Linked DNA regions of Homo sapiens: region 2 is linked to region 1. Evidence: chromatin loops called from intact Hi-C (ENCODE). Cell type or tissue: heart right ventricle. All regions are shown on one strand. Links, peaks and the distances in the headings refer to the core of each region. The heading gives the core; the rest is flanking DNA.

Region 1 (16,216 bases), core at 4,297-12,296:
CTACTGTCTTACTATTTATAAAGTTTGGAGCAAATTAAAAATACTAATTGTCCCCTTAGCATAGCCTCCTGGCCATGTAGCATAGCTAATGAAATGAGTGTATGACAGTAAAGGGGCATGGATCTGGGTCCACCACAGAGGGACATCAACTTAGAGGCAGGGAGGCATAGAAAGGGAAATCACTGAGCAAGTCACAGGCCTCAAGTTTGTGTATCAGTCTATACAGGCAGTTATAGGACCATGATGAAGAGAAGAAACTTTTCAGTCGCTCTGGGTTCTCATCCTCACTCCATCACCCACTAACTAGCTTTGTGATCTAAGAAAAGGTACCTATCCTCTCTTTGCTTCAGTTTCATCATTTTTAAAGGTTGCATAAAAAAGTCTATCTCACTGGATAGCTGAATCAAGTGTGGCCATGTGTGTTGTGTGTTTATCTCAATGCATGGCACATAAATGCTCAGCCAATGCTAGCTAGTAATCCTATTACTAGTAGTACTAGCAGTATTGATAATAGTAGTGGAGTTTCCAGGCTTTGGCTCAGGAATAAAATGTGTGTCTCCACATGATTAAGGATTAAAAAGGAAAATAAGAGTTATCATTCTATATAGACTGGGTTATCCAGGCAGCCACTGAGGACAACAAGGCCAAGATACAGATACAGAAACAAGGTACCTGTGGGAGACCAAGTGATAATAGCAGGGTAGAAACACAGCAACTAAAACTGGGACACATAATCAGGTTTTAACTAGCATCAAGTATGGCATGATGCAATTGGGCTAAACTTGCTGACATAGAGATCAAGATGGCTCAGCTGTTGGTAGAGAACTCTGGGAAAGGCAGACAGGCAACTCATAAGCACAGAAAAGGCACAATAACTCCTTATGTATGCAGAGGTCATTTATTCAGTAGTCTCTCTCACAGAGCAAGTAAACAAAAAGGGTTTCTGAGCAATCTTTGTCATAAAGCCCACGAAACAAAACACACATCTTCTACTCAAAAGTAATTTTTCATCTCTTCATTCAGCTCCTGTTTACTGGCATTTTACATACAATTTCAATGAGCATTTGTATCTGGTTTCCTAGCCCAGGACAGATTTAGGGAGAAATGAGAAACTTCTAGTGGCAGGAATCCTGTCAAAAAGGCAAGCACTGTAAAATTATTAAAAAATAGAAACAAGTCTTATAAAGCATAGTGGTCTTGTGCCATTGCATGCAAGGGCAAATTGCCTTGGATGCCTCACAAGCCAAGAAAGCACATTATAATACTAGATGTTCATAATGATAATTTTGAGTCTTCTCATCTTAATAAATAGTATCAACGATCACCAGCGGTCAAGCCAAACATCCAGAAGTCACTATCTTTGCCTTATCCTACATATCTAATCCATCAGCAAGTCTTGATGATCATAAAGCTAAAATATGCTCTGGATCTGTCTGTACACTTCTCGCCACCATCACTGTCATAGCCCAAGCCACTGTAGTCACTTGCCTAGATCACAGCAATGGCCTCCTAGCTGGCCTCCTCAATAATCCATTCACCTTGCAAAAACCAAAGTGAGCTTTTAGAGACAAACATTGTATATGTCAATTCCCTGATTTAAAGCTCTAGGAGCTTTCTACCATCTTAAAAGGGAAATCAAGATGCAGTATTCTGTTTCTGAGACCTGTAAGATCCAACAACTGCTTTCCTGGATGCTTATGTCCTCCTCCATCCAGCCACACTCTCCTCTCTGTTCCTTGAATATGCCAAGATCACAGCTGCCGGGGACTCTCTGCATTTGTTCTTCTATCTTCCTGGCATGCTCTTCCTCCGGATCTTCACAGACACCAGATCAAATGTCACCTCCTCCCACAGGTCTCTCTGATCACCCAGTCCAAAGTAGCTGCCCCATCATTCTATCACTTTGCCTGGTCTGATGTTTTTGGATAACATTTAACACTCCCCAGATATTTCCTGTTTATTTCATTGAGCATGATCTCTCTCCCACACTGGAATGTGCTCTTGTCTCTCTCATTTGCCCTTGTGTCCCCAGTACCTAGAATAGTGCCAGGCACAAATAAATATTTAATAAGTATTTGTGAAATTATATAAATGAATAAATATGCCTCAATTTGTTTTAAAAAAAATAATAATCTTCAAACCTTAACCATTATTAGTGAATGCACATAAGTCATGTGCAGCCCCCTCATCACTAGTAAGGTCCTACTGATGGCTAAGAACCTCTCCTATGCCCAATGACAAGAGGTGTGAGTGTTTTCTCCCAGGAGAGCAGCATGATGGAGAAGGGCTTTGACAGAGGTGAATCTAGAGGGTGTGTGCAGAATAGATCAAAGGGGGACAAGCAACAGCCAAAGTGGTCAGTTAGATTCCTGTTTTATCTATCCAGGTGGAAAGTGATGAAGCCTGAATTAGTGGCAGGAAAATGAAGGAACAGATGCAAGGATCATTGTGATGAAAGAAATAACAGCATTGGAGGCTGATTAGATTTGCCGGGGGAGCCACAAGAGTGAAGGAGCTCTGGGAGCTCAAAATCTGGCAATGATCTTCTCCTACTTATATGAAGTCTGCTTCCTATAAATGACACTCTGAGTGATTTAATAAAGGAATACAGATTCATTAACTGAGATAGCAGTATGTTCCTCTTTATTTTCCTTATATAATACTTATGAAAATCGTACATTCTTTTAAAAGACTGGGAAGATTTATTTGATATCAATAAACATATCACTTAAAAATATTTAAGTAATTATATCCATGTACTATAAGAATACAATTATTTTGAATGAATTCAATGAAAAACAACAGTTTGGTCTTTTTTAATTCTTTTAACACTTTGATAACTTGACTGAATTTTTCACTTTACCTTTCCTTGGTGTGGTGTGTTCATTTTCTATTGCGGCTGTAACATTGCCGCAAACTTAGCAGCTTAAACACAGTTCTGCAGGTGAGACGTCTAGCCCAAGTCTTCTGGGCTAGCACCAAGGTGTAGGCAGGACTGCTTTCCTTGTTAGAAGCTCTAGGGGAGAATTCATCTCCTGGCTTTTTCCAGCTTCTAGAGGTCACCTACATTCCATGGCTCCTGGCCCCTTCCTCCATCTTCAGAGCCAGCAACTTTGGAGGACCCTTATAATTATAATTAGATTGGACCCACCCAGAGAATCCAGGTTAATCCCCCATCTCAAATTTTCTAACTTAATAACACTGGCAAATTCCCTTTTCCCACATAAGGTAACACATTCATAGCTTCTGGTCACTGGGGCAAGAACATCTTTGGAAGGCCATTATTCTGCCTGCCACATTTGGTATCATATATTATTGTTTTGTCTATAAGAAGTAATTTTTTCATTGTTGCCTGATCCTGTGTCATACAGCTGGATTCTCTAGTAGCTACCCACGTGAGAGGAAGAGCCAAGTGAAAATCCTGACTTGATCAATTTCATTTCCAATTTTTCAGAAAGGTATTTTAGTTCATTTGTGTAGACCTCCACCTTGTCCTAGAAAAATTTTAAGAACCCTTAAAGGTCCTTAAGAATTTGATAAGAATGATATGTCTGGTACAGGAATAACAGCTTCCTCTTCTTTCTTTCTTTTCATCTGGACTGTCTTGCAACCGCAGAGCCTAATGGTTCAGAGGGCAGGCTCTGGAGCCAGACTGGTGCAGGGAATGGACTCATGCTTGGCTCTGTCACCTACTAGCTGTGTCTTTGCACACACTACCTAATTTCTCTGTGACTCAGACTCCTCATCCACAAAATGGGAGTTAATTCATGCAACCAATAGTTACTGAGCACTTACTATGTGGGAGTATCATTCTAAGCACTGGGGATTCAGCCAGGACTCACAAGTACAACATCACTGGTTGTTAAGAAACTCCTCATCCTCACCCCTTACTTCACGTCTGCCCCAACCTTTGCCCCAGAACTCTGGACTTCCCACAATCTAGCAACCAAAGGCAGCGTGCCTGGTTCAGCAGGGGCTCTCAGGAAGCCTGCCCCAGTGCTACTGCCTGCATCTGTAGCACCTGTGCAATAGAACTGTTCAATGTGTTTTCATATGACCTGTGAATGCCGCGGTGAAAAAGAGACAGATGAAAATCCCTTTTGGATCCTGGTAGAGAAACAGACAGTGAACAATAAAGAGGGTAATAAGGGCTATGGAGAGAAATCAATCAGGGGAGGGGAAGAGTAAATGTCAAGTTTAAACAAGGCAATCAGAGAAGGCTCACTAAGAGGAAGAAGGATGGTGGCCCTTATCTCGATCACTAAGGGGCTACAATTCTAGGGGGTGATGAGTCTATGAGGCAGATATCTGGTACCCAATGAGTTGTAAAATTGCAGCTGAACCCTTTTCTTACACACACACACATGCATACACATACATGCACACACATCGTAACCAGTAGGTACTGTTGTATGAATTCAGAGCACAGATATGGCCATATCTCTTTTATTTTTTACTTAAGTACTTAAATATCCACATGCCCTATTAGCAAAAGTGGCATCTTGGGTTATCTTCATCTCTAACGAGTCCAACCATCTCCCTGGAGCTTACACAAGGCAACAATATTCAGACCTGTCCTTCAACACCAAGCTGAAAGAGAAGTGCTTCAATGGATCCAGGGCTGCATGTCTTTTGCCTGGTGTCATTGTAAGGGACTAGTTCTACCCGCTCACCTCTTCACCTGGACTCTGAGGTTGCAAGTCTTTCAGATGATACTCTCATTCTCAGAAATTCTTCCCTTCATTCTTTTCACTGTGTCCAGAAGGGATAGTGATATGAATGATGCATTGTGTCAGAACCAGCCCTACCTCACACATTTTAAGGTTTTGATCCCATATCATCAGCCTAGATATGGCTACCTTGAGGTTGATTTTTATTTTAGGAACCTCATAGGCCTTCCTTGCCCTGGTTTTAAACGGAGCCCTTCAACCTTTCTCAGAAGCTTTACCTAACCAGACCTCAGGGAATAGTTTGGAATATTGGTCCCTTGTGTCAAAATGCCTGGGGGTCTTATGCAAATCAACTGCCATCTTCCTGCAGATCAGTTTCCCAAGTTCCCGCAATCGCAATCGACAAAAGTCAGACATGTCCCAAAGCCAGAATAATGAGTGCCTATAGCCCTGTATTAAATGACTAAAGGGACCACTAAAGAAACAGCACAGCAGAGAGGAGACAAGCTTCTCTTGATAACACATATATCCAGACATTCCTAACTAAAAAGCAAAGGCTGTGGACAAAATCAGATAATGCAGTGTGAGCTATTTGTATCTGACACATTTTCATTTGATCTGTCTAAACATTATAATACATCTTACTAATTTCCTCTTTGTCTAATTTAGGTAAGCCCTGGAAGACTTGAATAATTAAGATGTGCAGACAGGAATACAAATAGTATAACTCTCTTTAAATGTGGTGGTTACCGACAGAGCTTTCAGAAAGACATTTAGATATAAAAACTCCATCACCCTCTCCTCAGTTAAAAATGTTTATTAATGCACATTGCTAGCAGATGGAAACCCTAAAGATCTCCCATCAAAAGAAGGGAGTATTGCTACTGTGGGCAAGCAATCCACAAAGTCCAAAGAAATCAACCTGTTTCCTCCCTTGTGCTGAAAAGAGGTGATAGCAGGATGCATTGTTTACTCTTAATTGCACACAACAGCATAGAGATGTAATAATTTAAAGCACATGATTTCAAAACCTGGGAGAAACACATTTCACTCATCAGAATTGTTTAATCAGTTGTGAAACACTTTGGAAAGAGGCTGATCCCTGGCCAACAATATCCATGGCCAACTTAACGTGTATATCGGTCTTCCCGGGTCTTTTAGTCTGGAGCTTATTGAAAAACCTTAACTTCCTTTCAGAGAGAACTGATTCAGATTTAGCTTTTTTGATCTCTGAACCATGTATGCCTAAGCCGGGGATAGCAGATTTTCATCTAAAGGGCCAACCTTGATCTATAATAAATTCTACATCTATATCCAGCTGACAGTCAAAAGTAATGTCTACTTGGGCACGGGAGGAGTGTGAACAGGATGAGGAGCTCATCTCTTTGCCTCAGTATTCCCAGTGTCTTGAACAGTGCCCAGCCCACAGAAGGCACTCAATAAAAAGGCATGTTGAATGAATTAATTAACTAACCTATCATCTCCAGCTTATATCTTTGAAAAAACACAGTGTTGTAGAAAGCACACTAAAAACTAGAAGATGCTTGTTCCAGGGCTACCGTAACTACATGAGTAAGTCTCCTACCACCGCATCTCAGTTTTCCCCTCTGTAAACTGAATATAGCAACATCCACCCTGATTGGTCAGCAGCTGAAATAATGCTCTCCACAAAAAGCAACCCAGCACCATGTATCTTTCTGTAGTTTGATCCATCAGTTCACATTTTCCCATCAGCTTCTCAGAATTAATCTGCCTTTTTCAGCCTGTCTGACCCTCAGGACCTTTCTAAAGACAGGTTTGATGAGTTTTCAGGTGCATGCCCCTCCCGGAAGCCAGCCTCTGGATGGAGAAAGACAATCAGAATGCCAGAAAAGGTAGTTTGCAATGAACAGACTCATCAGTGATGAAATTGTTAACTCCTGAGCAAAATTACACAGAGAACTTTACAATAACATAATAAAAGGAGAACATGAAAAATCTAAGTGCTATACAGTGACATTTAGCTACAAAAGAAGAGGCTTCCAGGGGTATCTCCTTGACAACCAAAGGCAGAGTGGAGGAAGTGTAACCTTCCATAGCCTCTTTCTGTCAAAACAAACTATGACTTCATTACATCTGTTCTAAGCGGAGGCCTCTCCGTGTTCAAAAAAAAAAAAAACAAAACATATTTATTCATTAGAACAGATTTCCTGCTCAATTTAAATGATTCAGAAATGAAAATTCTGGGAACATAGGAGAATCGGATTCAAACTATTTGGGACAGCATTGCAGCTTCACAAGGATTAGGCCCCATCTATCTCTCATTCCTTTTCTTTCACTCAAATTTCTCCACAGGCTTTGCATCCTCTTGGAATAAAATTTAAATCCTTGCAATGCTAACAAGGCCTACCTGTTCTGGCCTGGCTAACCTCCCCACCACATATGCATTTGCCACTCTGTTGTCCCCACTCACTCCACGGTAGACATACTATTCCTTAAACCTGCCAAACACAACCCCCCATCCAGACCCTTGCATCTCCTGTGCCCTCGCCCTGGAACACTTTCCACCGGAAGATTCAAAAGACTCTGACTCACTTTTTCAGTTCCCTGTTGACATGTTATCTTAACAAAAAAGACTTTCCTGGCCCTTCTATTTGAATGAGCAGCTCGCACCCCAACTCTCTTGCTTCTTTAACCCTTTTCACATTTTTCTTCTTTGCTTTTATACCATCTGACATTTTTTCCATAGGTGTATATACATATGTATTTAAACATTTATTTGCTTATGGCTTATCTCCTCTTATTAGAATGTAAGCCTTGTAAGGTAGAAACATAATTTTTATTTCACTACTCTATCCCCAGTGCCTAGAGCAGTACCTGGTGTATACTCAAACATTCCCTGAATGAATGAGTAAACCCCTCTTCCCAGCCTACCCTTTCATGGTATTCAGGCACTCTTCCTCACATACATCATGCATTGCACCTCCATGCTTATTGCTGTTCCTCCCCCTGAAATACATTTTCCCTTATTTCTGGATCCCAGAGTAATTTCTTTTTTATTTGTTTGCTTGTTTTGAGACAGGGTCTTGCTCCGTCACCCAGGCTAGAATGCAGTGGTGCCATCATAGCTCACTGCAGCCTTTAACTTCTGGGCTCAAGTGATCCTCCCACCTCAGCCTCCAGAGTAGATAAGACTATAGGTGTGCATTATCATGCTGGCTAATTTAAAAAAATATATAGAGTTGGGGGTCTTGCTATGTTGCCTAGGCTGCCAAGAGGGATTTCTGTCCAGCACACACAAGAGCTGAACTGATTGGGAGGAATGGGCAGGAGGTAGGAAGGGGGGAACTTTCCAGAAAAAGATTGCAGCAGAAAACAGTTATAATGGTGAACACAGGGAGAATTGGAAGAATAATTTACCATGGAGAAGGAGAAGGGAAAGAGTCAGAGGGGAGACACCAAGCAACCATCTCCACCAAACTCAGCCTTGTGGCTCAGACCTGCATTTAAGAGTCGGCAGGGTTGCCATCGTCTAGAACCTAGTCCTCCCTCCTCTCCATTCTTCTCATATTTCCATCCATCCAAATCTTTCTTGCTGAGATCAACATAAATGCCCACGCTGTGGCTCCTCCACTCAGCCCTTCAGAGTCATGTACCCCTGCAGCTTTAGTGAGGGCCTCCACTCAGTGTTCATGAAACCCTACTCTGTATTTGAGAAAGATTTGTGGAGTTTTCCTACTTATTTTTTTCTCCAACTAGATAATAAACTCCTTGAAAAGCGAAGATGTACAGACTTTTGAAATATGTTTCAATTTTGACTTCAATACTGACTACCATATTTCATTGAATCTAAGCTAATATAAGATACATTATTTTATATACCACTAAAAACAGAAAAATACTTCCACTTGATTGTAAGACACTGCCAATTGTAAAAAGCATCCTGATTTCAGAGATCTGAGAATGTGAAAAGGGAGCATAGAAGAATTGATGGAAGGTATGTGGTCTTAGACATGTGGTAAGCCTCTCTGAACTTCAGACTCGCCATTCATGAAATGAAAACCATACTTTTTCATTCATTCAGCAAATGTGTATTGAGTATTGTGTATTGAGTGCTTAGGTGTTGGGAACTTTTTAAGTTGAAAGGAATAGTAACTGGCTCTGGTTAACATAAGCGAAAGAGGATTTACTGGAAGGATACTGGGAGCTCAGAGAAACAGGGGCTGGAGCAGCAGGCTTGGTGATGGCAGGAAGCAGGGGAGCACCAAGGCCTGGGAAATGGAAACCATGGCAACAGCTCTCACCAGGAGGGCTCTCTGGTGAGGACAGAGATGCTGGGATTCAACTCATTCTCTTGTCCATGGATAACTCAGGAGCCTCTGATGGACGCAGCCTGCCCCCTGGTGTAGGGGTCTGGGGCAGCATCTGCTTGCTTTGGCTTCCACAGTAGGAGGCAAACACAGAATTTGCCATCCCATCAAGACCACACACAACAGAAGAGAGGAAATTCCCCAAAGTGATTTGGAACATTAGGAAGGTGAGAAAGGGAAATGGACAATATGTGGTCAAAACAGAAACCAAAAGAGATAAATTGCATAACATACTCCTAATATGTGCCAGCCACTATACCCCCAACAGTCATGGTCCCCGTTCTTATAGGGGTTACTGTTACTATCCAGTGAAAGAGGCAAATGAGAAACAAAAAGAGAGATAAAGAGAGAAAGAGAGAAGGAAGGGAAGGGAAGGGAAGGGAAGGAAGAAAAGAGAGAGGGAGGGAGGGAGGGAAAAATCCAGATACTGTCAATGAAGAAAAGACTGCTACGGGATAGAATAACTGGGGCTACTTGGCTAAATCCAGTTGCTCATTTTCAGTCCTCATTTTACATAAAACATCAACAGCTTTTGACACAGTTGATCACTCCCTCTCTGTGAAACACTCTCTTCATGCAGCTCTGGGGAAATCATGTCCTCATGGTTTCTCCTCCTTCGCCAGTTGTTCCTTCTCTTTGATGCATCCTGCCTTCATTTCCCCACCCTTAAGTCCTGGAGGGCCCCAGGGCTCAGGCCTCAGACTCCCACTTTATCTGTACTTGCTCCCTTGGTGAGTGCCTCCAATCTCAAGGTTTTAAATATCGGCATACTGAAGATGGCCAACTTTATTTATCCAGCCAGAACCCCTACACTGAACCCCAGACTCGTGTATCCAACTGAAGTCTCAACATCTCCATGGAGATGTCTAACTTAAAGTTCAAACTTATGTCTAAATCTCTTCCTCCACTTACCTCTGCCAAACCTGCCTGACCCATAGTCTTCTCATTCAGGAAACAGCAACTCCATCCTTCCAGAAACCTTGGTGTTATCTTTCGCTCCTGTCTTTCTCTCACCTCTCTCAGCTAATCCACTAGCAATCCCTGTTGGCTCGAGATATAATCACCTCTCACACCTCCACCACTGTCCCGCTGATCCAAGCCATCCTCATCTCTCCCGGACTAGTGTCATAGCCTCCTAATTGATCTCCCTGCTTCTACCCTTGCCCTCTATATTCTAACTTCAACACAATGCCTTGAGTGATGCTTAGATATCTAGATCAGATCATGTACCCCTCCTCAAAATCTCATGATGGCCCCGAAGACCTCAATCTTCCTCCTAACCTCTCCATCTTATTTCCTGGCTGTCTCATTCATTTGCTCTGCTCTAGCATGTTTCTTCCTCTAGGTTTTTGCAGCTGTCCTTGCCTGTTCCCAGAATTCTCTTTCATCAAGCTATCCACAGAGCTTCCTCTCTCACCTTCTTCAGGTCTTTACCAAAATACCATCATCTCAATCAGGCACTCCCTCACCACTATATTTAAATTAGCAACAATACCACCTCCAAACACACACTCACACATAATCCCCTTTCCAGTTCCCGTTTTATTTTCTCCATGCCACTCATCACTATCTGGTATATTATATATTTTATCTATGTGTGTGCGCCCCACTAAAACAGAAAATGCATGAGGGCAGGGATTTCCTTCACAACTTACAACACTGCCTTGCACATATTAATAGTATGCTCTCAGTAGAAATTTGTTGAATGAGCCAAGTTGCCTGATATTTCTGAGCATCAGTTGAAGAAAAATGTAGGAAACAACCCTGCCTACAATATAAAATTTACATAAAAGGCCAATGAAATAGTGTGCCTTATAAACTGAGCTACGCTGTGCACGTGTGAGGAAGAATGACAACCTGCTTTCCACATGACCACATTTTAACACCCTGCTCGCTTAGCAATCTCTCACATAGACTGAAAACATGAACATGTTTTGCTACTCGCAATACAGGTGAAAGACCAAAAAAACTGTTTCCTTCCCTCTACGATAAAGGTACATTTCCTATCCATTTCTCACCATACCCTTATTACCCTCCCCTCGCAAGCCCCCACATGAAATAGAAAGCCCCCACTGAAAATCAATGTGATTAGATAATAATAGTATTAATTAGGTCAGACACGGTGGCTCATGCCTGTAATCCCAGCACATTGGGAGGCCAAGGCAAGAGGATCCTTGTGCCCAGGAGTTTGACACCAGCCTGGGCAACACAGGGAGATCTTGTCTCTACAAAAAAAAAAAAAAATTTTCCAGGTGTGGTGGCATGCACCTGTGGTCCCAGCTACTCGAGAGACTGAGACGGGAGGATCACTTCAGCCCAGGGAGGTCAAGGCACCAGTGAGCCATGATTGTGCCACTGCACTTGAGCCTGGGTGACAGAGCAGACCCTGTCACAAAATATATATATATATATATATATATATAGTGTTAATTGGTAACATTTCTGAAAACCTATTTTTAAAGCACCCAAATATTTTAGACTTTGATAAAAGAAAGTGAAGTATCTGGTGGCCTGAGCTAGTAGGAAAGGGGGAAGAAGATAAATACAGTGGGGACAGCTGGCTGGCTTTGCTGTATAAATATTCCCTGTGGCTGAATCACAGGCACTAGCATCAAGTCAACTTCTTCCCTAGGTAAATCTGTGCTATATTCATACTGTGTGAAGCTCCAAACAAAATGAGTGCTTGGACCTATCCCACCTGAAAGGCTGGGAATACATGATCATAGCAGATAGCAATTGTACATGTTCCAATAGATGAGGAAAAGCTACTAAATAGAGAGTAATTTAATTCATTGCAGTGTATTAGGAGGGGGCTGATTTTCCGGCAGCCACATTCCATTCAGGAGCTTCCTCCCTCTCCATCTTCATGGCTTGCCTGTCCAATCAGACCAGTCAATAGCAGAAAGACTCCATCTATGTCAATGCAGTTGGGAGGAAGGATTATCAAGGAGGAGCACCTTCCAGGAGCCAAGTACTAAGAGAACCTGAAAGGGAGTCAGTCATCCTCTCATGACTCATGTGCTTCACTGATTAGATCATGCCTGGCAGGCTGCCCACAACTAAGGCTGGCAAAGAATAGAGTCTTGGAGCAGGGAAAGTGGGGATAAGGGTCACTGTGGAAATAATAATAAGAGCTACCATGTATTAAGTGCTTACTTTGTCCCAGGACTGTGCTAGATACATTATAGGCATGCATTATCTAAGTTCACACTCACACCCCAAAGAAGTTGGTACTAATACGTATACAACATTCTACAGATGAAGAAAGAGGCTCAGAGAGGTTATCTAAGGCTTCCAATGTTACTCAGTTGCTTGCACTAAGTACCTTTAGGATTAAAGGGCTTTTCATGATATGATATAAGTCCTAGATAGTACATGCACATAGGTACACACTGACACACATGAGCCTTCTTGTAAGAGGCCACAGAAGGATCTTGCTCATAAAACTGCCTCCACCTATGCATATTAAGAGAAGAACTCAGCAGGGTGGGCTGCACTTTCAGTGATTTTGACTAGACTCTGGTTGTGTGGCCCTCAAGAATCCACTTTGATGTAGCTAAGAAGGTATGGCTTCTAAATCTGGGCTTTTTTTTAAAGAAATGTTGCCACCTGGTGGACACCCAGCCAATACTTTTAAAAAATATTCATGAGCAATTTTAAAAACAAAGGGAAGGGTGATGTATGTTGAACTTGAGTTGTCTCTTTCAGCCTCAGCTATTTCAGCCTCAGCTGTAGGACTCTTGTTTGTACTATGCAATTAAATAGGGTTTATTCGTTTCGTAGACATGCATCAGGCTTCAGAATTTATGTTCACCTAAAAATAGGACTGTTATCCACTGCCGACCTCTCCATACAAACCAAGTCCTCCTCTTGTTTCCACCATCTTGCTAAAGTCACCTCCATCAACCAGGTTTTTCAATCAAGGAACCTGGGAGTCATTCTTGATACTTCCATCTTCCTCTCCCTCCTCTCCTGCACAGCTTCTCATCATGTCTTGTCAACTCTATCTCCAAAATACACCTCAGAACTATCCACTTCTCTGTCCATCCCCTGGTACCATCTCTTGCTTGGACTAATACAATTTCTCTGTTTCTGGTCTGGGCCCTACCCATACTGCTAAACTCACCTCATCTCACTCCTCCACTGCTACTCTACATTCCAGCTACACTACCCTTCTTTGGGTTTCTACAACATCCTCAGCTCTTTCCTGCCTCAGGATCTTCACACGTGCTGCTCTCTTGGGCTGAGTTCCTCTTGCTCCCACTGCACTTGAATATTACCTCCCCATTTTTCAGGTAAAATTTGAAAATTCTTGACTCTCAATATAAATTGAGTCTCCATTATTCTTTTTTTTATGACATTTGGTTTTTTTGTTTGGTTGTTTTTTTCTTTCAGGGCACATACTTTTTGTGTTTGTTTTATATACTTTTGTGTGTTTATTTTTTCTAAGTTTTCTAACTCCTCACCCACTTCAAGATTATAAGTTCCATGAGGAAAACAGCCACATCTGTTCAATTTACCTTTGTACCCCTGGTGCCTAGCACAGAGTGTTATATACAGGGGTTTTTTTTTTTTTTAAGGTAGAGAGATAGAAATCATGCTATGAACAATATTACTACTATTATGAATACTACTACTACTACCCCCTACATTCTTTTAACACATGGTTTATTAAAAATCCTTGTTGGCATTTCACCAGAGGTACACAGATAGAAAATGCACATAAGAAGATGTTCAACATTGTTAGGGAATTGCAAATTTAAAACATGATGAGATACTATTACACTTCTATCAAAATGGCTAAAATAAAAAATAATGACAACAACACATGCTGATGAGGATGCAGAGAAACTATATCATCCACAAATTACTGATGGGAATGTAAAATGTTTCAGCAATGCTGAAAAACAGTTGGCAATTTCTTTTAAACTCAACATGCAACTACCATACCCAGTAACGTACTCAGATACATTTGTCCCAGAGAAATTAAGACTTACGTTCATACAAAAACCTGTACACAGATGTTTATGGCAGCTCTGTTGATAACAGTCAAAAAACAGAAATAGTCCATATATCATTCAGTGAGTGAATGGTTAAACAAACTTTAGTGCATCCATCCCATGGAATACTACTCAACAATAAAAAAGGAATCAACTGTTGATAAACACAACAACTTGGATAAATCTCCAGAGAATTGTGTAGAGTGAAAAAAAAAGCCTGTTTCCCAAAGGTTACATAATGTATTATTCCTTTTTCATAACAACTTTTGAAGTGACAAAATTTTAGAAATGAAGAACAGATTACTGATTGCCAGGGTTTCAGGACATGGTGGAAGGGAGTGTGATTATAAAAAGAAACATTACGAATACTTGTGATGATGTAAATGTTTTATATCTTGACTATATTAGCATCAATGTCCTGGTCATAATATTATACTACAGCTTTGCAAAAGTCACCACTGGGGAAAACCAGGAAAAGAGCACATGAGATCTTTTTATATTATTTCTCACAATTGTGTGCTATAAGATAAAAAATTTTTAACTCAATAAAAATTTCAATTAAAAAATATTTTAATGCTTTGCTGGTGACAAAAAAAATAAAATAAAAAAGGCCGAGTGGCTCATGCCTGTAATTCCAGCACTTTGGGAGGCCAAGGTGGGAGGATCGCTTGAAGCCAGGAGTTCAAGATCAGCCCGGGCAACATAGTGAGAACTTATCGCCATTAAAAAAAAAAAAAAAAATCCAAAGAGGCTTCCATACGTGGTGCCCCTGTCTTAGCGGTATAAGGTGCCATTTGTGGCAACTTGTCCTGTCTGTGAGGGGTACCCCAGCACACTCCAGTTCCTAGAAATTTCACTACAATGGCAGGCTCCTGAAGTTTTGTGGAGTTTATTTCCCACCTTCTGGCCCTCTTTGTTGTATCAAAAGAGCTTAAGTTATTTGCACTTCCTACAGAAGTTCACTATATTAATGAGAGAAACGATTTGACAAACTGTCTTTTTTCTCATCCTAAGTGCTTCTATCACTCAAATCTCCACATGCTAAAACAGTGCCCATCTCCAACATTGGCAGTAGCATGAGCCATACACCCTCACAACATCCAGACATACTGGCCTTTTGTATTGAGGACACAGGAAAGAGATGTGGAAAAACATTTCCCCTAAAGCGTGAGCAGTGTTAGTCATGAAAGCACATGTTTATGAATGCAGGTTGTACTAAGCCAGGACTGAGCATCAGATTCAAGTGAAAGAGGTCCTTGTGCATTCCTTAAGACATTTCCAAAGGTTTCTCCACTCATTCATCTTGATTAGTGGGCTCTGTAAGGCATGGGGTCCACGCTAAAGAGCCATGATAGAGGAGACCTCTCTTTCCTGAGTCTAATCTCAGTACTATCTGGCAGGAAACAGATCATTAATTTGATGAAAGTTTAATAGTGGCTACTTACAAAGATTGGACAGTGTTCAGGGAAACCAGCAAATAATAACGTAGTATCTAGAAGCTAGCAAGAAGGGGAACCATTACCACCCTAGGCCTGAAGAGGTAAGGGTTACCAGAAGAGGGGGAGTTTAGCTGTGTGGAGACGGCCATCTGATAGGAGCTATGGCTTTCACTGGGGAGATGCAGTGAACCCACTGACACCCAGCTGGGAAGAAATTAGGGCAATAAATATCCCAATCTCTTATTCTTTGATTTCCTCCCATTGGCCAAACCCTGCCAGAAGCTAGAGGACAAGGGAGCCCATTGGTGCAGTCCACGCTGGTCAGGCTGCTGGGGCACAGAGCAGGATCTAGTGGGGAAAACAAGATTTAGGGCACAGTCAATTTCTTTAAAATCTAGAAATAATTAAATAAATAAATCAAGTCCCTAAACCTCTGTGACAGCAAGAAATCCAACCACCCTTCTAAAAAAGTACTGCCTTCCAAAAAAGGATTCCTGAAGAAGACGTAGGCTTCCTGATAAAGATACACATCTTTTGTTAGCACTTGCCACCTTGCATTCAAGATAGCTTCCCCATCCAGGTTTGCTTGTCTCTTCTTACCATCTCATAACTGCTGCTATAGGCTATTAGCTACTGTCTTGACTTGCACTGTCTTGTCTTGTCTTGTACTGGTACACTGTATTGGTATCTCAACTACAGACTCAACTTTTCCTTTCCTTCCCTTAGTCACTAGCCTGATGCTGGGCTGTAGTGATTAA
Region 2 (16,216 bases), core at 2,971-10,970, 100 kb before region 1:
AAAATTTTTGTTTAGCTCACTTTTTTACAAATTAATTTATTAGGTCATCAAGTTTTATACTTTTAGCCACTTCATTTCAATACATATAATTAAAGAGACATAAATCATTCTTGATAAATACAAGATTGCAAATAATTTTTAGTATTTTTTTTAATTTTGAGAAGGATCTTTCTGCTAATGCAGCTATTCCTGGAGCTGTTAAAAGGATTTTATAGGTGGTGACACCATGGAGATAAATTACAGACAAATTGTTTTTAAATATAAATTTTATTTTCTCTAGAGCTGATGATTCTTATGGAACAATTTTTTAAAAAGGTTTAACTCTTCATACAAATGAGTTTCATGTAAGTCTATACATTTAATTTTAAATGCTAATTTACATAATCGTATTTAAATGTTTCTTCTGGCTTTTTAACTTATGGAGGTTGTATAAGAAACGGAAAGTGGCTCCATGATTTGTATATAATTCAAAATGCATGCTTATACATTCTATCACTGTATCTTCAATTATAAGAAAAAAATCATTTTAAAATTGTCTTCCTTATTGATAATGGGTTCGTCTGAAGATTCACGTGAAAACAGTGTTTTCTGTTGAATGCAATAATCTTCCACTTTAGTTTCTATTTCTAAGCTAGTGAATAGTAAAGCAATGTTATAGTAGTTTTCAAAATCAAGGATTTCAGACTCTGAAGAATTATATCTCCCTGATATGCTTTCTTGCAATGTCAATTTATGGACTTTTATCTTGTTATTATTTGCCCACAAAGTTTACTGGCTGAGCACCAGCAATTTCTGTCCCAGCACTTTGGCCAAGAATTCGTAAAACCTTGGAAGCAGGCTCCAGGGATGGATGGATAGGCAAGCCAACCTCCCATCAGGGGTTCAGGAAGTTTCCTCCATGCAGAGCCACTCTCACTTCTACAGCCATGCCTATTGCTGCTTCTGCTGCTGGCCTTGCATCACCACTGCCAATCCAAGCCTGGACACTGTCTCAGGGCTCCACAGCACAGCAGCTGCCTCATGGTGTGTGCAGGCATATCAGTTGGCCAGGCTGCCCATGCATATAGGCATTGCTGCTCGACCACACTGCATATGTGTGCCATTCTCTAGTGCACTGCCTCTGCTCATGCTCTCTGTGCACACTCCATTGCTACATTGGGCTTCACTTACTACACACAAGTTAAAAGACAAAATTATTAAGAATCTCAAGACAGCAATAGCAGAGGATGAATCCAAGCACAGGTCCTTCAGAGCATGGGGCCCTGGTCAACTGCACAGATCACACACCCATGAAGCCAGCCCTGACCTGACATGTACACTTCATGAAGTGTATATGCCAGTGGAAGACACGGCAACATGAACAGATAAACAAGAAAAGGTATCTTAAAATGCCTGGGAGTGAGCATGAAGTATTACAAAAAAACAAAGCGGGACAAGGAGACAGAGTGTCAGGTGATGGGGTGTATCTACTCTAGTGTCGGGATGGGTGGTCAAGTGAGGCCTTTCTAGTGAGCTGACATTTGAGGAAAGATGTAAGTGAATAGAGAGAGTACATCTTGGTAATGACCAGGAGCAGAGCATCCCCAGCAGAGGGAAGAGCAGGTGCCCAATTTCTGGTATGGGAACCTGCTTAGGGAGTTTGAGTAAAAGCAAGAGGGACAGAGTGTCCAGAAGGGCAGGGAGCAAGGACAAGAGTGGCAGGAAACAAGGTTGGGAGAGGCCCATGGGCCCTAGCTGGACCCTGTATTTTGTTGTCAATGTGTGGGAAGTCGTAGGAAGAAGGATGGCTGAGGAGCAGCAGGATCAGGAGGGGAGTGGAGAGTAGGATGCACAGAGCTCCTCCCGAAGCCTCCTTATACCACTCTCCTCCTCTCTCACTACCTCATTCATTGCCTCATTCGTTAGTCTCCCCCAGTCCTCCAAAAACATCTTTCATGCATAGAGCCCTCACTGATGCTGTTCTTTCTGCCAGACGTTCTGCTGACCACTTTTCTCATGGTGAGCCCCTCCTACTCTTCCCAGCTCAGCTTAAACTTCACCCCAGGAGCTGGCACCCTATCCCATGGGCCTCCCCCACAATCCTGCTGCGGCTCTTTTGAAATTTCCTTCATAGGAAACTTGACCACGGTTTACATCCACACTCTCTGCTTACTTTCTTGACTATAATTGACAACTTTTATCTGTTTATCTGTTTACTTATTTCTGGACTATCTCCTGAACCAAAATGTAAAATCCAAGGGCAGGGACTATGTCTTCCTGTTTGCCACTGCTAAAGCACAGCCTTCTCACAGCATCTGTGACATAGGAGGTGAGAATAACCATCCGCCCAATGAATGAACCTCTCTTCTGTACTTACCATCACAATATGTATTCTGTGGCTTAGCAATTCTGCCACTGCACCTGAAATTATAGAATTTCATTCCCGTGCTTGCCATCAATTAAACGTGTAATTGTTTTAACCCTTAGTGGCATCCTTATCTCCACCAAGGGAACGCTCCCTTGTTATACACAAGCACACACACACACACACACACACACACACACTTTTCAGTTAATCCATCTGTTGTTTCTCTGTTGTGCTTCCAAAGCACTTTGTCCTTACTGCTGTCACAGGACCCACCACCTTGCATTATACTGCATTATAATTATTTTGTTAGACATCTGTCTCCCCTTGATGCTATAAGCCCCTTGAGGGCAGAGAACTAATCCAGCTCACCTGGGTAATCCCAGCTTCTAGCACTGCCCTAACACATGGAGGTGACTCATATATCTTTGGGGAATAAGTAGATGCATTTTAGAAACTTTTTAAATATTGGCTACTTCTATGATCAGATGCAACATTACTGAAGCCCTGCAGTTAAATGAGCATGGTGTTATTTGCATAGTTTAATAATTTTTAAATGAAATTTTAAATGCAATAGTATATACCCTCATGCTTTTAGGGTCCCTTTACAACTTGATATCCCCTCCTATCCCCAATTGTGAAAGAGCACGGTATATTTGCAAAGCCTTGGGCCCAAAACGATAAAATGCTGATCCACAAAGACACCACATTGGCTTTCAGCTGTTGTTATTAACCAACATGTATCGCTTGAAAGAAACAGACTTAGAGTGGGATGGAACAAGGCTCCACTAGATGTCAGCTCTGAAACTAGACAGCTCTGTAATTTTTCCATTACAGGTGCACATGAAAGGCCAATCTCCAATTGGCTAGGTAATCATTATCCTAGGCTGGCAGCCAAAACTGACTGCTGACTCTGCCCTGGCCTGACAGATGGAGCAGGCACAGGGTAGGTTATTAAATTCACTAGGGGCCAGGTGTGGTGGCTCATACCTGTAACACCAGCACTTTGGGAGGCCAAGCTGGGAGGATCACTTGAGCCCAGGAGTTCAAGACAAGCCTGGGCAACACAGGGAAACCCAGTCTCTACTAAAAGAAAAAAAAAAAGCCAGACGTGGTTGGAGGGGCCTATTGTCCTAGCTACTCAGGTGGCTGAAGTGGGAGAATTTATTGAGCCCAGAAGGTCAAGGCTGCAGTGAGCCACGATCATGCCACTGCACTCCAGCCTGGGTGACAGAGTGAGACCCTGTCTCAAAAAAAAAAAAAATTATTAGAGATCAGAGCTGCTCCTCAGAGTGTGGTTAGCTCTGAGCAGGGGTTGCAGTGCACATTGACTCCTTACTGTCTGATTCTCCTGTTGCACTCATTACACTTGGTGATCCTCTGACACAACCCTCTCCCCAGTTTCCTCTCTTTGGCTCCCACTTAAACAATCACATACTGTCTTGGTTTTACAACAAATATTTTCCATGTGAAATTAAAAACTTGGAATCACAGACACAGGAATTATGAAACGAGAGGGAACCTGAAAGATTATCTAGTTCTTCTCCCTCATTGGACAGAGAGAAGGATAAAATGGTTGCAGGCCCATTAGTGGTACCTCTAGAATAGCCCAGCATTTCTGACTCTCAGCCTGTCCAGCCTGGAGGGAATGCCCCAGAGTAGGACTGTCCTGCTGAAAATTCCTTTTCCAGTTCTCAGCAGTGATTATAGGCTGAGTCTGACCAGGTCCTGGTTTTCCTGTTTGTTCCGTTTTCTCATTTAACACCTCAGAGCCTAGCATGAAGACAATATCCTTTCAACCAACCCCACCACAGAAGCGCTAACAACATTCTGCTATTCCACATTATGAGCCAAACATTTCAATTTGTAGGTTCCTCCCAGGTGAAAAATGGATGTGCCACCAGAGAAACTTGTGATGGAAGCATTTTTCCTATACCACCCAGAGAGGACAAGACCAGTGTTCTGTAAATCCCAGAGGAAACTAGGCTCTTACAAGCCCTGAAAGGCCAAGCCAAACCTTTTTCATTGTTCCAAGACATGTGAAAGGAGTTTGATGTACAACCACTCAGGACAAAAATAAGCTTTCTACTCAAATGAAATCCATTTTATGAGATCCCCAGAGCGCTTCTTTTGGCTGGTAGCCTGGGTGCCGAGCTTCAAAAACCTGTGCACCTGGGCACAGTATGCAGGACCCAAATCCAGAGGCCCACTCCTAACCCCAGAGGAAACAGCCCATGCATAACCATGAGCCCCAGCTCAGTCTCCACTCACAGAGTGAAATAAGGAAGAATCCGCTGGGGAAGCTCCCATAAGAACAGATGCCAGAAACCCATTCCAGGAGTCTGTTTTCCATCAAGCAGGGAAGACTAAACATGCTTATCAGCTTACATGCAAAATGATTGCCTACTGCTTAAGAATCAGCTCAAATTCCACCTCCTCTTGATACGTTCCCTAAAGCCCTAAAACAGTATGCATGCCCGCATCCTCTGAGTGCCCCTCTCTGACTCTTTTAAAAACATGAGTCTATATGGCTCTGCAGATCTTTTTCATGTCTTTTATGACATAATATGAGTTAGTGAGTAACCCTGCTCAGATCCAAATTTTCTCTGTCACACCTAAATGATTTGATTTATATATCAGCATGCATATAGCAACAAATATAAGTTTTACTCCTCACTATGCCCCTTCTTTATGCAAGTTATTTAAGCTAATGGGGGTCCAGTTTACTGATCTGTACAATGGGACCACAAGGCCTAATTCACTGGGCTGTCTTGAGGTCTAAGTGAAATAATGTATATAAAGCAATTTGCATGATATTTATACCCAATAAATGTTTCTTCCTCATCACAGTCCCTCTACACAGGCATGTACTCTCCCTACACAGAAAATCTTGCAGCCAGAAGCATTTCCAAATTCAGAATTTTAATATTCATAGCAGCCCTATTGGTTCTGGGGCAGCATGCTATAAATTTAACATATTACTATTTTTGAGGGATATGTCTGAATACCCGGCTTGTATGAAGTCTATAAAAGGTTTCAAATCAGTCTGGCCAGATTTACTGTCAAACAAGAGTTGTAAACTTCTGAATCAACTTTCCATTTTCAGAGTCCCTTGGATTTTGGAAATGTGGCCAAGGGATTGTGGAGCTGTGTTATGATGATTTATAAAGGTATTGGGCCCCCACTAGTTTTGAAGGGCAGGTTTAGCATTTGCTTTCCTTAGTGCCTGACTCATGTTAGGAATTCAACAACCCTTTTTCAATGACTGAGTAAATGAAGGAAAGAATGTACATTACCTAAGAAACATGAGAGTGCTCCTGTTCCTTCATCTCTCACAAGTGGAATTAGTCCTTTTGTTCTTTCTCCATATTTCATCTCCTGCATGTATTCATTTGGCCAGATACTGGGGGATGGGGAAAATACAACATCAGAGTAGACCTATGTTAAGGGCAAGAGTGCCTCTGGCTTGTTCCTCCTTGTGATTGTAAAAATTATTTCCTGGGAAAGAAATATGATTGTATATTATCTTCTAAAAGTTTTGACTTGAATGATTGCTCTGGAACTGGAAAAGAAAGCAGCAACTTTTACTCATGGTATAAATGCTCTTACAGACATAGGTTAAAATTTAAAATTGCCTTGTAGCCAAAGAGCTGAAATGTTTGTGGTTCAGGTTTACCCTAGTGACTGAATATTATTCTCTCACATTTGATGTCAACTAAGCAAGAGCTGTGATAAGAACAGCACTTTGTGATTGTGTAACACAGCATTGAGTACCTTTAAGTGCTGGGCAGGTGTAGAACAAGTCAGAGAAATTGAAGAGTTGAGACAGTGTTAGAATGATCCATGGGGAGGCCGAATGAGAAGGAATCCTGAGCACAAGATGAGGGACGGATTTACCTTACTTGGGAAGAAAGATACCTTTTTCACTAATTTGGGAATGAAAGAAGCTATGGATGGGAATATAGATTGGTTTATAGGTAGGGAGTGTTCAGAGGATGAAGCAGTATCAACTCAGTGCTTGTATTTTCGTGATGAAATAAAGTACAGCATTATCTACAGACTGTGTGGAGGCACGAGGATGGAGTGGGGGACTTGAGCAGAGTGAATTTGGGGAAGGCAGTGTGGAAAGTGTGACAGAACATGCTCTTGAGAAATAGAAGAATGATCTGCTATGGAGAGTTCCATGGACAGGTGTGCTCATGACTTCATAATTATAACAGTGGCCAAAGCTCTGTGGACTTCTCCAGCAATGTTCAGCACCTTGGTATGAGAGCAGGAAAATTACTGGTTCAAGTTGGGGGGAGGGAGGGTTTCCTTGTGAATACAATGGGAATATTCACAAGGAAAATGTTAAAATACACAGGAAAATATTAAAGTGATTGACCATGCACTCTGATCTTAGGATTGAAGGATATGAAGTCATGGAAAGAGATGTGATCTTTCTCTCTAGATCTGTTCTTCCAAAAGGTGGATTCATGTAGTGGTTAAGAATATAGACTCTGGAATTTGACTTTATGCATTCAAAACCCACTTACTACTGGCTGGTGATCCTGAGCAAGTTACTTGACCTGTCTGTGCCTCTTTATTCTCATTTATAAAAAGGGGATGTTAATAGCACTTATCTTGCTGGGTTGTTATAAGGATTAAATGGGTTAGTATACTTAGACCAGAATTTACATAAAATAAGATCCATTTTAAGTATTATCTATTATTCCTCTGGAAGTCTCCATTTCAGTAACTCTATCTCCATTTACGTAGAAGGTCATTATAGCAACTCGGCAGTCATCCTTGACACCATCCTCACTTCCCACACATAATTCCTCTCAATATCAGATCACTTTTATCTCCAAAATTGATGTAAGATCTCACTACTTTTCTATTTCCATTGCCTCTATGTTAGTCTAAAGCACCATCATCTCTCCCCTAGACCGTGGCCATTTTCTCCTAACTCATCTTCTGGCTTTTTCGCTTGCAACTCTAACATCAATTTTCCACACCATAATTGGGCAGTGTTTCTCAACCTCACTACTGGCATTTGGAGTCAGATAATTCTTTGGGGTTGGGAGGGTATCCATGCATCTTAGTGTGTTGAACAACATCCTTGGCCTCTACAAACAAGATACCAGTAGCACCTTCCTTCTCCCCCAGTTGTAATAATAAAAAATCTCTGCAAACATTGCTAATTGTCCTCTAGGAGACAAAATCACCACAGTTGAGGACCATTGCTATAGGAAGATAGTACACAATCCAAAAAGATACAGAATATATATAAAATAATATGTCTTGAAAAAGATCAAAAGTAGAGCACAGATACCCCAACTCTGATATTGGTCCTCTTTCCATTAGGACAAACTCCCTCCCAATGTTTACGTTAAGAAACACACAATTTGGGCCAGGCACGGTGGCTCACGCCTGTAATCCCAACACTTTGGGAAGCTGAGAGGGGTGGATCACAAGGTCAAGAGATAGAGGCCATCCTGGCCAACATGATGAAATCCCATCTCTACTAAAAATACAAAAATTAGCTGGGCATGGTGGCAGGCACCTGTAGTCCCAGCTACTCAGGAGGCTGAGCCAGGAGAATCACTTGGACCCAGGAGGCAGAGGTTGCAGCGAGCCGAGATTGTGCCACTGCACTCCAGCCTGGTGACAGAGCGAGACGCCAACTCAAAAAAAAAAAAAAAAAAAAAAAAAAGAAAGAGAAAGAAAGAAAGAAAGAAAGAAAGAAAGAAAAAGAAACATACAATTTAATACCAACATAAGATGATTCTGTTATATGACAAAAGAGGATTAAGGTAGCTAACCAGCTGACCTTAAGATAGGGAGTTACCTTGCATTACACTGGTGTGCCTATTATAATCACAAAGGTCCTTAAATTACAATATTATATCATATATTATTAATAGTTATAAATAACATATTAGCAATATATTATTATAATCACAAAGAGAAGCAGAAAAGGTCAGAGTGATGCAATGTGAGATGAATTTGACCTGCTGGCATTGGCTTTGAAGATGGAGGAAGGAACCTTGAGTCAAGAAACACGAGCAATCTCTAGAAGCTGGAAAGGGCAAGGAGACAGATTGTTCCTGAGGGCCTTCAGAGAGGAATGCGGCCTTCTGGCCCCTTGACTTTAGCCCAGTAAGACCCATTTCAGACTTCTGAACTACATAACTGTAAGATAATACACTTGTGTAATTTTAAGCCACTAAGACTGTGATAATTTGTTGCAGCAGCAATAGAAAACAAAATACATAATCTCTTTCTAGCTGTGCAGTCTAAGAGTTAGTTAAGTTCTCTAAACAGAAGTTTCCTCATATATAATAATAACAATAATAATAATAATAATACTTAACCCTCGGCTGATTGTGAGAAATAAATGAAGAAATGGAAATAAAATGACCAGATTAGTTCTGGACTGAATTGTGTGTTGCCCAAAATTCATATGTTAGAGTCTTTAACCCCCTATACCTCAGAATTTGACTGTACTTGGAGTTAAGGTCTTTAAGGGAGTAATTAAGGTTAAATTAGATCACATGGGTGAGACCCCAATCCAGTATGACTGCTGTCCTTATCAGAAGGAGAACCACCAGAAATACTTGTGCACCAAGAAAAGATCATATGAAGACACAGTAGAAGATGGCCGTCTGCAAGCCAAAGAGAGAGGCCTCAAGAGAAACCAAGCTTGTCAACACCTTGATCTTGGACTTTGAACCTCCAAAACTGTGAGAAAATAAATTTCTGTTGTTAAGGCCCACTCAGTCAGTGGTATTTTGTAGGGAAGCCCTAAAAGACATACAGCTGGTCATACTAGAGAGTCAATAATACTAATTCTTATTATTACTTGTTCCTTCTTAATAAATATGGAAAATAGTACTACTTTGTGGGATTGCATTAAGGAAAACAGGTGATATAAGAAACCTGGGCTCTCCTTTTGGCTCTGAATCCCTGGCAGCAGCATCTTGCCAAGATACACACGTCACATGTGCTCTATGTCTTTTTTTTGTGTTGGTATTTTCTCTCTTTTGGTTAATGATGGTAGATTGAACACATGTGTCTTTCTTCTGATCCTTCAGTCCCATTAAAAATATTTTGAAAGGGATTTTCTTTTAAAGGTATAAACCTTTGAGAACATGAGAGGGAAAAAAAAGCAAAAAAAAAAAAATCTTTGAAGCTGGAAGACAAAAGGATAAAGGGCAACTGACTCAGCAACCTCAGAACATTGAATCCTCAGCCAGCAGTGAGGGAGGCCAAAAGCAAGCTGATAGGGACCTTAGAGATCCAGGACTCCATAATTGGCAGCATCAGGGATCTGTGAAAGTGTGAGGAGATGGGACAGAAGTGGGGGCTGAAAACCACAAGATCGGTTGGAAATCTATTTACAGTGCACTTAGACTCCTGGATAACCTCTATTGCTTCTCAAAGCTGACAAGTGCCCCTTTCCTTGAAACAGAATACAGAAACTGACTCTCTGGAGACAGTGAACCAAATGGACTCTGGATTGGTGGCCATCTAGCCCCCATTCTGGGTGTAGGGCAGGGATAATGTACTGGAAACAGTAAGGTTTGATGAAAATCTACATATTGAATTCTAAGGACTCCTTATTCCCTTCTCCACCAGGTCCTCAGAAGGCTGGCAGTCTCCAGGCTAGATATGGAGCTGGGGATGGGAGACTCAAAGAACAGCCTTCTTTGAGTAACCTAACCAGTCAAAGAGAAAAGACACAGAGATACTGATGTTGCTGATTGTGACCCTTCTGCCATGAAGCCCCCAGCCCCACTCATGCTCTTTCAAGTCTCTGGTTGGCTTTTTAATATCCTTCTCTTAAATACATGCTGACAGCCCAAGATTGGCAGATACTTGAAGAAAGACTCTACCTAAATGATGCAGACCAAAACTAATCAACAGTGAAACAGGGAATTTGTAGAAAACAGAAACCATATAGGAAAAAATAACTTAAAAGAGAAAAGTAACTATCATTAATCTTAGGAAGCTTTTAAAGCATGTTTTTCAGCAACAATGAAGTGGGCATCCTACCTCTTGGTGACCAACCCACCTCCATCTCTCTGATGATGAGCCCAAGTACTGGATGTGTTCAACTTCACTAGTTTAGACAGGGTCTGGAGTGAGATGGTTCTGGGAAGTGGAGGCAGAAAAGCCAATGGTCTTATTCACATGAACCTGGTCCACCAACTACAGCTGCTAAATCAGGGGATGAGATGAACAGAGGATGAGGGCCTGAGCAGCTCAGTTTCCAGACAGCATGGAGGGCTGGCAGTTCTGACTGCTTTATGCATATGCACTTAATTTGCTTCCCTGGTCCTTCTAAGTGGCAACTCATTAACACCTCCAGGCTGAGGGCTCACATTTTATACTCTAGTTGAATATGCAGTAGCATAATGGAATGTCTACTATGGCTGCCTCTCTGGAAAAGCTGCCCTATTTATTCAGCCACCCTGGAGAAAAGTGGCAGATTTTTTCTTGCAGTGGCAAGAAATACCCGTATGCTGCTTTTAAACACCTTGGAGGTTTAACTTTTTAAATGTTATTCATTTATGCTACTTTGTAACATTATATGTTATATTAATGTTACATATGTAATGATACATGATATTGGGAGGACAGATATTATTATTGTCCTCACTTGGCAAATGAGAAAACCAAGATATAGAGATGTACAAATGATTTGCCTGCAGTCACACAGCTCAACAAGGATGAGGCAGGGAAGTCTACCTTGACTGTAAACCTTGAGTTCTCTCTACCACATCACATAATTATGAATTTACAATTATATTTGCTTGTTTCCATGTGAGTCTAACCCAGTTTAGAACCAGCAGAGGAACAGAAAGATGGTATGGCATTGCTGAGAGTCTGTGAAAGAAGCCATTAAGGTACGGAAAAATTGAGATGTATGACCAATGACATTGAAAACATTAAAAATTTCCTAGAGTGAGATTCTTCTCCAGTAAGAAGCTTGGATGATCTGAGCCCCGGTACTGGGAGTGGGATGCAGAGCTGAGCGCTACAAATGTAGTTATAAGCCGCAGAGTTTCCTTCATCACAGGACACTGATCACGGGAAGTTTGGGGCCGAGTGAGAAATAGGCTTTATCTCTTATGACTACATTCAGCAAGTGGAGAATGATTCTGGGGCAAAGTCCAGGTGCAGCAGGAAAGAGTACCATGATCAATTTGCAGTGTCTGTCGAGGACTCAGGAGGGCTTTGAAAGCTGTGGCTAAGAGTGTGTCATCCCAAGGCAGGAGTCTGTCAGATGCTTCCTCCAGGATGATAGAGCTCTCTGCCCTCCCTCCACTTGCTTAAAAGCAAAACATAGATTTACAAAGGCAAAAGATACCTTGTCCCCTCTCCACCAGGGTGAACACAGGTTAACCACTGAAGACAGCTTTAGACCTTCACCACCTGGAAATGATACCGGAGGGATTTATATTAACAAGCTTTACAAACCAGCCTTTATCTGCCATTTGTTTACCTTTCCGCACATTGCCAGCTGTAGAGATTCAAAGCCCTTTTCCTTTGTCTTGTCACTTCTCTAAAAATGTACTGTTTTTTGAAAATGCTACTTAAGCTGGAATTCAAAGCCACTTCTTCAAGAACTACTCATTCTCTGGGTATCTCTCACATATATGTGACATATGAATGTTAATAAGCTTCTAGTTGTTTTTCTCTTGTTAAGCTGCCTTTTGTAACAGGAGTCTGTTTCATCTGCAAACCTATGGGGGTTACTATTTTTTGCCTACATCACTATCATACTTCTTGTTGTGTGTATGTTAGTGCAGGCATGTGAGGATATGAGTGTTTTGTTGCCTCCTCTTTGCCCCGCTGGTGAAAGAGGGAGTGTTGCCCTAAGACTCTGAGAATAGCCAAGCACACAACACCTGACGTTGGACCCATGCGATTGACAGCAGTTCATTAGTCACATATACTGACAGCCTGGGGTAGAAGGCACTGCATACCCTGCAGGACCACACAGGGGTTATACTCAACAGAATGAACAAACAGGGCTTTGGGAGGCAGGCTGTGTTGTGACAAGGGGGTGAGGTGGCCCCTGATTCCTGTGGGAGGGTGTACTTTGTTGTTTGAATAATTCCATGGGCTGGTAGGGAGGTGAAACCTGTTATTTTAGGTTGAGGGCCAGGTTAATGCAACTGAGCTGGCTGATAGAAGAATCTTCCCTACTGGGTGCAGGGCAAGGGGCACATCTGACAAGAGGAGGGGGACACAAAGTTAGGCCTCCAGGACTCTGTGAGGCTCAAAGATTTCAAGGCAGCTCCAGAAATTTTAAGCCTTCCAATACAGCATGTGTAAAAGGGGGTGAGGGAGATAGTGAGCAAGATGAATAATCCTCGAGAGTTTAGTAGAAAATAAAGAAGGGTAAGCAGATTATTACTTACTATGATAAATGTTAGGGTATGGGAATGTTCCTGTGGGGACCTGTAAGCAGGACATCTAAGATTTGGATTTTGTTTTTGAGGGGATGAGGCCAAGAAAAGTAACATTTTACCAGTGGTGTGCTGGTTGAGAGGAGCTGGCAGTATCCGGGTCTTTCAGACTCCTAAGCCAAGCTCCTCTCTCTGCTATACCAGAATGCCTTCTCCTTCCAGATTTATCACATTTATTAGCACCATGCTTGACACATGGTAGAAATTCAATGAATCTCTTTAGCAGGAATGTATTCCTTAAAGCAAGTCTAAAGGTATGTGGTGAAGCTCAACCAAAGGAAGGCAGGGAAGGTTTAAATCTGTTAGGTTAAGGAAAGGAAGCTAAGAGGCTTTTCTTTTCTTTCCTTTCCTTTTCTTTTCTTTTACTGGACACCTCCTATGTATTTGCAGTCATTCCAGTAGGCACTCAGCAGGGTCTGTAGTTCATTAGGGTCATATTCCACTGGAAAGCACAAACAAAAAAACAACAGAGAACGATGACAAATGGGGATAGGTGCTCTAAGGGAAACTAACTGGTCACAAATATAGAGAAAAGCCGGGGGAGGAGAAGGGGCCCTACTCTGGATTGCATGGGGGAAATGGAGAAAGGTCTTTCTGGGAGGTAAATTTTAAGCAGAGCCCTGAAGTATAAGAAAGACCCTTGAATGTGAAAAGTGGATGGTCCACTGATGCAGGCAGAGGAATTGGAGTGTGTAAGGACTCTGAGGCAATAGAAACTAGAAACATCTGGGAAAATGTGAGACAACTCACATGCCAGGAATGTAGAAAGCAAAGAAGGGAATGGACAAGAAAGAAGCTGCAAAGGTCAGCAGAGATACATAGACCGTGACAAGGAGTTTGGATTTTTTTCTGAATGCAGTGGAAAGGTTGAAGGATTGTAAGCAGAGGCAGTCCATAGTCTAATTTACATTCTAACAAGATCACTCTGGCTGGCATTGAGATAGACATATTATAAGTGGAGGAAGGACAAAGACAGTAGCAAGCAACTGGTGAGGAGGGTGTTAAAGTTAAGGCAAGAGATGCTGGTGGCCTCTTCCAGGTGATGGTGGAGGCGGGAGAACTACATGGTTTTGAGATATCCTGTATTTCAGTGGTGGAATCAGTAAGAATCGCTAGTGAATTGGATGGTAGTTGGAGTAAGGAAGAAAGGAATTCAAAATGGTACCTAGGCTTCTTACTTGAGCAAATAGATTGATGGTGGCACCTTTTTTGGAGATGCAAAAGACTGGAGGAATGAGGTTTGGCAGGAAAAAATCAAGGCTCACAGACAATGCAAAAATTAGTAACTTGCTTAAGGCCACATAGCTAAAGAATGAAAGAGCTTGAATTATAATCAATCCTGTGGCTCTATTTGTAAGTAAATCATTACAAATTTACCATGGTTCAATCTTGGCAAAAAGGAAAATAGATCCATTATGATTTAGAAGCAATTACACGAAGCTGCAGTCAAGCCTTTGCTCTTTTGGAAATAAACATAAGGGGAGAAAACAGGATAAGGATTGCTGTTGATGGACATTTCAGTTGATTTCATATCTTGGCTATTGTGAATAGTGCTGCAAGAGACATGAGGAGGCAGATATCTCTTCAATATGCTAGTTTCATTTCCTTTGGTTATTTACCCAGTAGTGAAACTGTTGGATCATATGGTAGTTCTCTTTAAGATTTAGAATAAAAGGAAGGAAAGAAAAAGTGGACTAGAATCACAGTGGGGCAAAGCCAGCTGTTTCCACAACACCCGTTGCTGTTCGCTACCCCCTGACGGGCTCATACTTCCTAGAGCCTGGGTACTGCATGCCAATGAGGCCACCCTCCCTACACAGCCCTGCTGGCGGCTGCAGCCTCCTGAGTCTGGGCCAAGCTGGTCTGAGTTGGTCCTCTCCTGGCTGTCAGGTTCCTACCCTCGGAAACCTCTCCATGCTCAGCCAATCGCCCTCCCCAGACATTTCTGCCACTAGAAGCCTCAGACACCCTATGATTATCGAAGAGAACCTATGGATGGCCTGAGAGGAGGTAGAGGTCTGTGGCTGTCCACACCTGCCCCCAGACATTACCTTACTGAGACAGAACATTTCCAGAAATGTTAGAGATTGGGAAACAAGTACCAAAATTCACAGAATTAAGGGCAGAACTGAAATAAAAACTTTTAATAGTATTACAATAATGGCTATAGTTTATGGACCACTCATTGATGCCAGATACAAAGCTTTAGTCACACTATCTCTATTAAGCCTCACAGGCACCCCAGGAAGCAGGTATGATTAGGATCCCCATTTTGAAGACAATGAAGGAGGCCAGGGAAATGAAGTCTCTGTCCCCATGTCACATAAGGAGTTGACAACAGACCCAGAATTCAAACCCAAGTCCAACTGAGTATAGAGCCCTGACACTCAGGTTTTGTCTTGTACTAAATTCCTGGCACCCCTGCACCTTGCTCACAGGTCTCAACCCTGATGGCAGCTATATATCACATACTGGAACTTGCCACTTGAATTAACTAGACACTCCCAGTGAAGGTAATTGTCAGTGGCTTTAAAAATCAGAAGCAAACATGAAAACAAGAGTTTCTCCAAAGGTTAATTAATTCAACTCAACCTATCAAATACTTCTTGAATATCAACTCAGTAATAGACACTGGTTTAATTCTGCAGGGAATGTGGGGGATAGCGGGAGGGGTAGACAAGACGCCAGAAAGAGGGAATAAAATAGGAAGGCATTTAGTCCTTATTCTCAAAGAGCTTTTTCTGTAGGTGAAAACATCCAGTGATCAGAACTGGACCTACACAAGTCTTTTAAATAACTTAGCTGGGGGAAAAAAAGTCAGATAAAAATATTATCCAAAATGAACGCAAGCCAGGCTGACATTTCACTGGGCTCAAGTGTCAGGGACAGCGATACATACCCCAGTCTCCCCGGCTCTGCTCTGCCTCACCATGGTAACCGCCAGGGCCCTCATCTGCCAGATGGTTTTTTTATATCCTCTGAGTGTAGCTGGGGAGGAGGAGAAAATGCATGACTGAATGGCTAAAGTACCCTCACTCTCTCTGCAGCCCAGCAGTCCTAGATATGTCTCTCAAAACGAATTCCCTTATAAGCAACACATCTTGAGGAAACTAATAACTCCCACTGTGTATCAGAAAATGACTGTCTTGAGCAGATACAGAGCAAATCCCAAGCATTCCAGCCTGTGGGACAGAGCTGCAATGGTGTATTAGTTCGCCAGGGCTGCTATGATAAAGTACCACAGACTGGGTACCTTAAACAACTGCAATTTCTTTTCCTATAGTTCTGGAGGCTGGAAAATCCAAGATCAAATTGTTGGCAGGGTTGGTTCCTTCTGTGGCCTTTCTCCCCGGCCTTCACATGGCTGCCTTCTCACTGTGTCCTCATATGGTCTTTCATTTATGGGTGCAAC

What was found. Hi-C counts contacts between places; a loop is a spot of excess contacts. Peaks named below come from ENCODE experiments on the same cell type or tissue, not always from the same donor. Only the 100,000 strongest peaks of a DNase experiment are listed, where the experiment ranks them.
Region 2: it touches region 1 in a loop (2.1-fold over the local background); 5 of 110 quality-filtered maps call a loop at or near these places.

The regions. Positions count from the first base shown.
Region 1 is chr1:67,846,650-67,862,865 of GRCh38, reverse strand. All of the region lies in intron 1 of GNG12-AS1 (GNG12, DIRAS3 and WLS antisense RNA 1), which reads right to left. Among named protein-coding and RNA genes, the nearest start is that of GNG12, 21 kb to the right of the region's middle. In heart right ventricle, for the core only: a CTCF peak has its summit at 9,053 (motif pointing left); DNase peaks (open chromatin) are centred at 9,025 and 12,045.
Region 2 is chr1:67,945,687-67,961,902 of GRCh38, reverse strand. The region is part of intron 1 of GNG12-AS1 (GNG12, DIRAS3 and WLS antisense RNA 1); the gene reads right to left. It overlaps LOC124900403 (a long non-coding RNA gene), which reads right to left and starts at 7,752. Exons shown (of 3, transcript XR_007066162.1): 1 at 6,119-7,752; 2 at 5,641-5,842. In heart right ventricle, for the core only: no CTCF peak of the experiment used is centred there; no DNase peak of the experiment used is centred there; H3K27ac peaks cover 418 bases.